Linked DNA regions of Homo sapiens: region 1 is linked to region 2. Evidence: chromatin loops called from intact Hi-C (ENCODE). Cell type or tissue: IMR-90. All regions are shown on one strand. Links, peaks and the distances in the headings refer to the core of each region. The heading gives the core; the rest is flanking DNA. Region 1 overlaps CEP70 (centrosomal protein 70). Region 2 has its middle 16 kb from the start of ESYT3.

The links. A loop is a pair of places that touch in the nucleus more often than their neighbours do. Peaks named below come from ENCODE experiments on the same cell type or tissue, not always from the same donor. Only the 100,000 strongest peaks of a DNase experiment are listed, where the experiment ranks them.
Region 1: it touches region 2 in a loop (5-fold over the local background); 2 of 110 quality-filtered maps call a loop at or near these places.

Annotation. Positions count from the first base shown.
Region 1 is chr3:138,492,250-138,497,632 of GRCh38, forward strand. CEP70 (centrosomal protein 70) reads right to left here. Exons shown (of 18, transcript NM_024491.4): 18 at 2,095-2,827. The coding sequence ends at 2,766. Among named protein-coding and RNA genes, the nearest start is that of ESYT3, 60 kb to the left of the region's middle. In IMR-90, for the core only: no CTCF peak of the experiment used is centred there; a DNase peak (open chromatin) is centred at 2,102.
Region 2 is chr3:138,415,629-138,421,011 of GRCh38, forward strand. No RefSeq gene overlaps it. Among named protein-coding and RNA genes, the nearest start is that of ESYT3, 16 kb to the right of the region's middle. In IMR-90, for the core only: a CTCF peak has its summit at 2,084 (motif pointing right); a DNase peak (open chromatin) is centred at 2,113; H3K27me3 peaks cover 354 bases.

The DNA.
Region 1 (5,383 bases), core at 51-5,050, 77 kb after region 2:
AGTTTGTGTCTTTCCCTTCAGGGTGTCAGGTTTCCCCAGGCCCTGGGCAAGTACAGAGATGCTGTCTGGGAGCCAGGGATTAGAGTCAAAAACCATACAATTTTGCCTGATGTTCTATTCTACTGTGGCCAAATTGGCACTCAAATCACAATATGAAGTCCTTCCTGCTCTTCCTTCCCCTTTCCTCTGGCAGAGGGGCTTCTCTCTGTGGCCACCACTACCACTGGCACACAGGAGGTTCTGCTAGGCCACCACCGATGTTCACTTAAAGCCCAAAGGCTCCTCAGCCAGCTTGTGGTGAATGCTGCCAGGCCTGGGACTCACCCTGAAGGGCAGTGGGCACCCAGGGCAGGGTCCAGAAATGCTGTCCAAGAGACTAGGCTTGGATTCAGGGACCCCAAAAGCCTCAGGGACCCCAAAAGCTCTATTGTGGCTGAGCTGGTACCTAAGATGAAAAGACAAAGTCCCCTTTACTTTTCCCTCTGCTTTTCTCAAACAAGAGGAGTTTTTCATCATAGCCACCACAGTTGGGAATGTGCTAGGTCACACCTGAAGTCAGCATGTCTCAGAGCCCAAGGCCCACAGCATACTATCTGGGTATTGCTGCTAGTAATTCACAGCCCAAGGACTCTTTAGTCAGTAGGTGATGAATCCTGCCAGAACAAGGTCCTGCCCTTCAAGGCAGTGGCTTCCCTATTGACCCAAGGTGTGCCTAGAAGTGTTCATGAGCTAGGGGCTGGAATGGGGGCCTTGCGACTCTACCCAGTGCCCTAACCTACTGTGGCTAAGCTGGTATCCAAGATGCAAGGCAAAGTCCTCTTTACTCTTTGCTTTCCTTTCCTTAAGCAGAAGCAAGGAGTCACTTTCATTGCTGCCTGCCTGGGGTTGGGGGAGGAGTGGTGCAAGAACTCCCTTAGCTGCACTGGCTGGTGTCTCCCTAAGTCATGTGTCACCCTAGTCCTCCGGCTCTGAGCCCATCCAGCACTAGGAGATGCCTAGGAATTAACTGTAATCTTTGTGTCCTAGACTGCCTTTCAAGTTTACCTAGGACCCCAGAGCACTTTGGCCCACGGTGGCAAGGCTTGCCAAGAAACTCAAGTTCTGATAGCTGGAATGGACAATTCCACTCTGGCTAGGTCTGGTCCAAATGCTCCCTCCATGCATTTGCGCTGGCTTAGCCCAGCATGGCTTTACTCTCCACTATGACAAGGCAGCACTGAGTTCAATGTGAAGTGCCCCAGTTGCTGTGCTCTCCCTCCCCCAAGCACACAGACTCAGACCCCACAGTGCAGCCACTGCCAGGGGGTCAGGGAGGGGTGGCATCAGTGATTCAAAGCTATCTCTCTAACCCTCTTCAATGCCTCTTTCAGCAATATGAAGTTAAAACCAATACTGTGATTGCTCACCTGATTTTTGGTTCTTGTGATGGTGCTTTTCTGTGTGTAGATAGTTGTTAAAAGTTGGTGTTCCTGCAGTGGGAATCAATAGTGTAGGCTTCTATTCTGCCATCTTGCCCTGCCATCAATTTCTTGGAATAATTTAATCAATTCATAGTATTTACATTATTGAATATCCAAATGCTTTTTGTACCCAACCCTCAAGACACAAGGTCTTCCACAAATTGTAAGTTAGTGTTTAGAAATGTAACTGCAGGCTATCATGACAAAGAATTTTAAATCTAGAAGGAGCCTATTATCTTACGTCTGATCCCTAAGGTCATAACACCAAGGATGTGGATGCTTGTTTGCTGACATTTACTCACCATTCCACCATGCTGCTTCCTGGAAATGTGTTATAATATTCTATATGCCCACCAACAAGAATGACAGAGAAATCTTCCTAGACCTGCTGCTTATAAAAGTGGGGAAGAATAGTCCAAAGTGACTTGTACTTATGGGTATGAGGCAGAACGCTGACCCTTAAGAAAACGTGACTGCATATTGAGAATACAGAATAAACAGAAGGCAGCAAGTAAAGTACTCTTACATAAAATGCAGCAAGGATGTACAAGTTGCCCAAGGAAGGTTCAGCCTAGGAAGAGAATATGACTCATTATTTGTCAGTAATATACAAGCATCACTGAGGACACTTATGTTTGGAAATTCTTTACAGAAATTTTATTTGAGATCTCAAGTCCTTATAAAAAGTGCATTACATCAAGATTGCAAAAGACACTTTTTAAATGAGAGACTTCTATCTACTCATCCATTTTACCCTATGATTCATTTCCTACCCTAACAGAAATGATGAAACAGTTTTTCTTTCTTCCTTTTCTTCCTCCTGCTTTGAAAGGGCAACTGTCATGAGGGATATCTTAACAGAATGTGCCAATTAATCCTTGCCAGGAGAGCAGTAGCTTCCTACTGGCTAAATTTAGAGAGCCCTTGGCATTCCTTTTGGTGTGGCTCAAAGATTATTACAAGCTGAATCTAAAAGATTGCAACCTACTACTTGCAATCTGTCTCCCTGGGCTCCTCTTTTACTCACAAACTCCACTCTAAAACAACCTTAAATTTTAAGCACTCAATAATTGCTTTAGAAATGAAGGGATCTAAAGTTAATTACCTTACCCTTGCAACTATTTTCTGTATAAGAATCTCAAAGTTAATAAAAATTATACAGATGAAGAATGACCTAATACTAAGAAGGGGATGAATTCTGAGAGCAAATACATTTTACAACCCTTGTCTCAAAATAAGATCAATCCTACAAAATACAAAATGTTAAGAATACAATTTACACAGTAAAAATGATTTGATTTGTTTTCAGTATGAAAGTACTTTTAATTTCTTTACTGCAGGTACAATGGCATCCAAGTCATCAATTTCTGTAATACAAAAACAGTAATAATAAAAGAGAGTAACTTTTTCTAGTGGTAAACTCACATGAAACAAGAACCTATATGCAAAGGCAAACCCCAAACATAAAGGCAATAATACTGGTGCTTTTGTGCACATGAAGTTTTTCTCCGATAGTGATGATAGATTATCACTGATTCGGATACAGATGCTTCACAGGGGCTCTGTTTATATAAGTTACCACATACCCACAAGTACCCTCTGATTCTAGTATTAACTTCATTAGCAGCATGTCCTTATTAACAGATCCAACTGCCCACATGTGTGATATGTTAGTGTCTCATTAGATCTGTATCACTACACGGGTGCATCTACATGATGAAATCCCAGGTAGAGGCGTCTCCTCCCTAGGTCTCCACGTGAGGACTTAGGAATTTCTTCTCATAGAACAGTCTTGTCCTCTTTAATTTTCTTGGGAAGATTTCTTAGTAGTGGATCACTCTAAGATGAAAGGTATCTGCCAGCTGGGTGCAGTGGCTCATGCCTATAATCCCAGCACTTTGGGAGGCCGAGACGGGAAGATCATCTGAGGTCAGGAGTTTAAGACCAGCCTGGCCAACACGGTGAAAACCCACCTCTACTAAAAATACAAAAATTAGCTGGGTGTGGTAGTGGGCACCTGTAATCCCAGCTACTTGGGAAGTTGAGGCAGGAGAATTGCTTGAACCCCAGAGGCAGAGGTTGCAGTGAGCTGAGATTGCGTCACTGCACTCTGGCCTGGGTGACAGAGAGCAAGACTATGTCTCAAAAAAAACAATTATCTGCCTAATCAAAAAGATAGCCTCATCGAGTGTACAAACCTCAAGTACAATATATTATAGAGCTTAGCCTGGTCCAGCTTACCAGATAAACCAATCCAGGCTCTTTTTTGACAGGCTCTTTCTGAATTTGATTTTTCTTCCTAAGACTATCTTATTCCAACCAGCCTAAGTTAGAATTCACTCTCTGAAGCTCCTGGCCACCAAAGGAGCAAAATCCTTTTTCTCATTATCCAGATCCCAGCCCTACTTAAGGTAAGCCACAATGGCAGGTTCTCTAGATACCCACACTTTTTTCTAGCTTATTCTGTTAAGCCATCATTAATAAACGCGTTCCCTTACATAAAGCATGCTTTCTTGGATTCCAACTCTCTCCATTGTGTAGCTGGATCTTGGTTGCTCTTCACTTAGCCTACACACATAGCCCATGCTCTCCTACTATTCATTTAGTTCTTTTAAGCTCCCGACTTCAGTCAGAATACTTGTCTGAACCCACTAACAAAGCATCAAGATATGGGAACAGAAACAATATAAGCAAACCTACAACAGAGAATTTGTTTACAATTCCCTTACATTGTGGTAAGGTACAAGATCAAGGTATTCCCTGACTCCGCCCCCTGCCCATTCTGAAATTACACCTGTTTTCTCATTAAGTGAGAAACCTGCCTTACAAATGAACCTCACAGCAAAGGACCTTGGCCGATATGGGAATTTCCTCAGTCAATCACACCATTTACATGAGAAAAAGAATGGATTGTTTTTTTACTCACTAAAGGTACTCTCCATGTCTGTTACTCAGTATGCCACCCTGCACCTACATGCTTAGTGACACCTATTAATTAAAAAAACTGTCATGTTTGCCAGATTTAACTTTCCCAATGTTAATGTTTAACACCAGAACTTCAACTTTGACCAAATTACAGAATTCATCTCCAGAGAAACCTGGCTTTCTGAAGCAAATGATCTTTATGAACCATGCTGAGTGTCATAATATCTGAAAGGAAGTTTCTATAGAAGCATTCTGAAATAAGTGTTACCAGCACACCCTATTAAAATATGTTTATTAATGTGCCAAATATTTATGAATGATGAGAACATCACTGCTTAAGTTAATAGCAATCCCAAAGCAAGAATCATATTATTCTATGAAACCAGGCTCTTCAGGATATCAGACAACACACTTATACAGTTTCATACCTCATCTCAAGTTTAACTTTCAAATTACATTTTCACTTGCTGTGATCTTTTTAAACATGAGGACAAGCCTAAAGCAAGCTCACTCATTGTCTCCCTTGCTTCCCCACTGCACATAAGACTGGTCACAAAACTTCCTTTATGTTCAGTAGGCTATATATTCTAATTAGATACTTCTTTCACTTATTCTTCTTATCAAGTTTTCATTGACTCATTCCCTTATTTTCATACCAAGCTTCATCTCCTCTTCTAAAAGCAAAGAGCCATTCTTTAAAAAAAAAAAAAAATCTTTCAAATGAGCTATACAGAAAAAATTCACTGGTGAATACATCACTTTAAAACTTTAAAAATCATTCTTAATAGTAAGATAAATAATTTTATAGCCATATGTAATTATATTTAAACTAGATAAGGTCTCTATTTTGCCTTATGAGTCCTAAGCAAATTTTTTCCTTTTAGGAGACACTACTACTAATGAAGCCCTCAATCTGACCCTCAGTATAAGTGTAATATTTCATCTTTTCCTTTCCACAGATATTTATGACTTTATGTTACTTCATATAACCAGAGAGG
Region 2 (5,383 bases), core at 169-5,168:
TAGCCTATTGTTAATTTAACTTTAATTCATTGGAAATTTATTCTGGAGTGAGGTGTGAAGGGTGTTTTAGCTTTGTGTTAAGCCAGTTGTCCCAACACCACTTTTTCAATAACATACCCTGACCTCATCAAAAAGCCTGTGGCTGGAATGCAATCTTTTTGCTGATTCTGAGCCACATGGGGAATTCCCTTTACAGAGCTATGAGCTGGGGAGGAGGCTATTCCCAAATTCCCTGCTCATCCTCTCACTAATACTCTTCCCTATGCTAAGTTCACCATGGATTTCCTAAGGATAGGGTGTGGAGCCAAACACCCTCAGCCTGACTATTCTCTCCTTTCCCAGCCCAAGTTCAGGCTGTCAAAGTCAAAATAAAAATATAGAGATAAATCTCTAAATTTAACATTTTATTTGGGAAGCAAGAATTGCAATTCAGGGCCAGTGATCTTCAGAACTTCCGAAGAACAAAGAGAAGGTTAGAGGTTTTATAAAAAGGAGAAATGGCTGGATGTGTTGGCTCACACTTGTAATCCCAGCACTTTGGGAGGCCAAGGCCGGCAGATTGCTTGAGCCCAGGAGTTCCAGACCAGCCTGGGCAACATGGTGAAACTCCATCTCTACAAAAAATTTAAAAATTAGCTGGATGTGGTGGTGCACACCTATAGTCCCAGCTACTTGAGAGGCTGAGGTAGGAGGATCACCTGAGCCCCAGGAGGTTGAGGCTACAGTGAGCCATGATCATGCCACTACACTCCAGCCTGGGAGACAGAGTGAGACCCTGTCTCGGGGAAGTTCTGATTGGTGAGTGATGGCAGTGGTTAAAACTAGTCTTAGAATAACAGCAGGCTGTTTCAGTAGCCATTAGACAAAACTGGTTTCAGTTTATGAGAACAGGCAGTTTCGGCAGCCAGGCTTGCAGAGAATTACATTTTTGGAGCAACGTTATATTCCCTGGGTGTGTTTTCCCCCAGACTCTCTACTCTGATTTAATTGGGTATGATAAGAACGATACAATTTGTACGACCAATTTTCACAAGAGTTTTGTATCCTCAGTCCTTCTACAAACCCTCCTCCTTTTTCTTTCACTTTCTCCCCTTGGGCTACTGAGATCCCATTTTCTCTAACCACCCTGGTGCCACAGCCCACGGAATCTGCTGGGTCAAGGTCAACAACGAACCCCCCTGCCACCCCCAGCCCAGGCCAGCATGCCCAGGTAGAAGCCAAGAGGAAAACAGTGCCTCCATCCTGCACTGGGTGGTGGTGACGGGGGTAGGGTGCTCCCCTCCCTTTGGGAAATATCCAGCCAGGCTTTCTCGCCATTGTCTACCAAACTTACTTGTCTTCCCAAGTAAAGGCCAAACCTCCATCTGAAGCTCAAGCAGTGTTAATGCCTCTCCCTTCGTAACACCCACCTCTGCAAGGAAGTTCTTCAGACGTAACACACATTTTTGCGAGGGGCATAGTATCAAAGATTAGGAAAGGAGATAGGTGATGCCTCTTTTTCTTAGGCAAAGAGCTGAAATGCTACTTTCTGAGTGAGGGCTCACTATGTGCTGGGCAGGGCCAGATGGCTGCACAGCCCGGGGGGGTACCTGTTGACATGACATTTGTGTGAGGGGCACCTGCTGGTCCTCACAGCAGCCAAGGTACATGCTGAGAATCCTCACTACATCCTGCTGGGGACAGTAAAATTCTCTCAGAGAAAGAAACCGAGCTTCAAGGCGAGGACTCAGACCCAAATGTGTCTGATCCATTCCATGCCAACCCTAGACAAGGATCAGAGGACATTTCCTCACCATGTGGCCTTGGGCAAGTTATTCCAATTCTATTGGCCTGGGTTCCCTCTTCTGAAAAATGGACATCCTACTTACTTTTGAGATGTTGTGAAGATTAAATGAGTTAACACATTCAAAGAGCTTAGAATAGTAGGTGGGCTCGCTCCTTCACAGTTGCTTTAAAAAAATGTTTAAGCATTATCAGCATTATTACTCTAGTAGCAGCAGCAGTAGATACTATCCCGGTTGAGGTTTCCTTGCCAACCCAACACCTGGGAAGCAGGACCAGTGCCCTTCTCGTCCACCAGATGGCAGCATCACAGAACGGACAGGCCCTTTCTAGCTGCCTCTGTGCGCACGATTTGTAGGGAAGCCCTCCAGCTTCCCCAGAGGCCTGGGAGAGAACCAGCAGCTCCTCCAAAGCAGGATATCAGAAGTCAGGCTCCTTCACCCACTGGCCCCTGTTCTCAGCCCAGCTCTCTAGGATTTCCTGCCCTAGGACTGCCCATATGCAGATAATGTGCACCCTGGGGGCCCAGGGTCTGGATCTCCGCAAGTTCACCATTTGTATTTGCCAAATGCTTCGCACAGCACCAGGCCGAGGAACCTTCTCAGGAACTGTCTGATGAACCCGCTGGGTCTAAACTACCCCAACGAAGGTCCAGCTCTTTCTGGGTGCTTCCTGCTGAAAGCCACCCCAAACCCCTCCCGGCTGACCTCCAGTGCCTTCTAGGGGTTGGCTGCTCCATCTGCTTCCGGCCTTCCACGTAGACACAAGGACTGTGGGGTTCCCAGGAAGGGCTTTCAGAAAGACTCTCTTGGCTCCATTTTCACAGGCTTCATACACACACACACAGTCCTACCATGGCCTCTACCTTGGGAGACCCCAAACCCTGACCTCTGGGCTCTGGCCTGCTCACTTGCAACCAGCATTGGCCATGTCGTGTGAGGGCATGCTGCCTTAGATCACAGATGGAGCTTATTAAAAGGGCGGTTTCCAAAGCCTCACCTAGGGCCAGTGGTCCTCAAAGTGCTGTTCCAGGACAAGGGCAACACATCTCATGGGAACTTAACAGGAAATGCAAATTCTCCCCACACTCCCACTGAATCCAAAACCCTGGGTTGGGGTCGAGCAAGCTGTGCATTAATACACCCTCTAGGTGAAGCTGCTGTGCGGGGAAGTATGAGACCCACTGGCCTGCCCTCTTCCCTTCTTCTGTGGCTGCAGGATTCGTCTCTGCAGATGGTGCCAAATCTCTCCCTCCAGCACTCCGGTGGGTCTAACTCATCATCTCCAAGAGTGGTGTGGTTGGTGGGTGATGTAGTGCACCACCTGACACAGTTGTGGTCCACATTTTTCCAATATGATGGTGCTCAAAGCTATTGTGTCTTAGTTTTTAATCTCGATGAAAATATGTAATGTTTTCATTACAGTTGCTTAGCAAATAGAACCCTGACTTGTGACAGCTGTCTCCACAAAATATCAAGTTACATGAGCTATCTTGTTTCCAACAGCTGTAATATTTTTCTCCTCCAAGGAAGGAGGAGACATTGAGGTGATCCTGTTATAGAGAGGAGAGGAAGAGATGCAGATGTACACACACACACACACACACACACACACACGCATGCATGCACACACATGCAATGTCACTGAGAGCCCTTGCTCTGAGGAAGGACCAGGCCTGGGATGGGAGCAGGTGTGGTACCTGGAGGATTGAGAGGTACAGCCCCATACTTAAGGAAGCTCACAATCTCGAATGGACAGATATGCTTTTGGCAGAAAGTGTGAAGAGTTAATTTCCTTCCCTGCCACTCCCCTCCAAGAAAAGAGCTTCATGGAACTCAGAATTGCTATCCAGATCCTCCATACACAGAGTAAGGGAGAAAAGACAGACTTATTTCCTGTGAAAATGGATCTGGTGCATTATGTAAACAAGTCTCTCTTGATGCTGGAAGCTGCTGGAAAATTAATTTTTTGTAATTACAAGTAAACTTGTATGTTTCTCAGAAACTGTCAACCAAATTGTCATGATTCTATAAATAGAAGTGTAGTGGATTGAACAGTGGCCCCAAGAAGATGTTGACCTAAAAGGAAGAAGATGAGGCAAAATTAATATAAGTAGAGAGTGTATTTGGGCCAAGCTTGAGGATTGCAACATGGAAGCATAGATACAAGTTGCCCTGAATACACACTCCAATTAGCAGCAATTGCAAGTGGAGTTTTAAAGGCAAAGTAGGGGACAGGGAGTGGACTGTACAAAGTTGTTTGTCAGGAATGAAACCACCTTTGCAAAAATTATAACAGTAAGAAAATTATGACAGTGAAAGAGATCTGACCTAACCAACCTCCATTTTTCCCTTTTACCTCCAAACTGCCCTTAATCATTCCTGGACTTGGACTAAACTAACTGTGGAAGGCATTTAGTTTATAGTTTAAATTATAACAGCCTTTGCCCAAAACTAAACCACCTTGGTAAAACTAATGAAAGACCACCAGGTTAGAAGGATGAGGGGAACCTGACTTCTGGTAGGGTGTAGACGTAAACAATTACAAGCCATTATTCTAGAGGTGACGAGATTTGCAACTTCCCCAGTTACTCCTGCAGATAACATCACTCTTGTAGAACCCAAGATTGGCCTTTTGAGATGTCTTTTCAGGTTTTTGCATTTCTGACAAATGATAGCTCCACCTAGACCCTCCAACTGGTCCTGTGCCCCCACCCAGAAGTTGACTGAGCATGCACGAAGACCATTTTCCACACCCTGATGATTGCGTCCCCAACCAATCAGCAGCACCCATTCCCTGGCCTGCCAAACTATCTTTGAAAAATCCTAGCCTCCAAATGTTCAGAGAATTGATTTGAGTAATAACTCCATCTCCCATATTGTGTGGCTGGACTCATGTCAATTAAATTCTTTCTGTATTGCAATTCCATAGTCTCAGTGAATTGGTTTTGTCTGTATAATGGGCAGAAAGAACCCATTAGGTGATGACAGGAATTCTCACGGGCTTACAGAAATAACATTGATTAATGATTGGCTACACATTGTTAAGCTATGGAGTGTGGGTTATAGGTTAATTTATAGCTACTTGTGGCCCTAGCAAGTAGTTTCAAGAGATGCATGTCAATGAAAAGAGCCAAACTCTGTAAAATATTTGAAGAGATTTATTCTGAACCAGATGTCAGTGACCAAGGCCCATGATACAGCCCCAGGAGGTCCTGAGAACATGTGCCCAATGTGGTCAGGCTGCAGCCTGGCTTTATATGTTTTAGGGAGACATAAGACATCAATCAATACATGTAAGGTATGCATTGGTTTGGTCTGGAAAGGTGGGACAACTTGAAGGGAGAAGGCTTATGGGTCACAAGTGGATTCAAAGATTTTCTGATTGGCAATTGGTTGAAAGAGTTATTATCTAAAAACCTGCAATTAATAGAAGGGAGTAACTGGGTTAAGAGAAGGGATTGTGGAGACCAACGTTCTTACTATGCAGACAAAGCCTCCAAGTAGCAGGTTTCAGAGAGAATAGCTGGTAAATGTCTCTAATCAGAACTAAAAAGGTGCCAGAATCTTAGTTAAACTCTCCTGGATCAGGAAAAGACCTG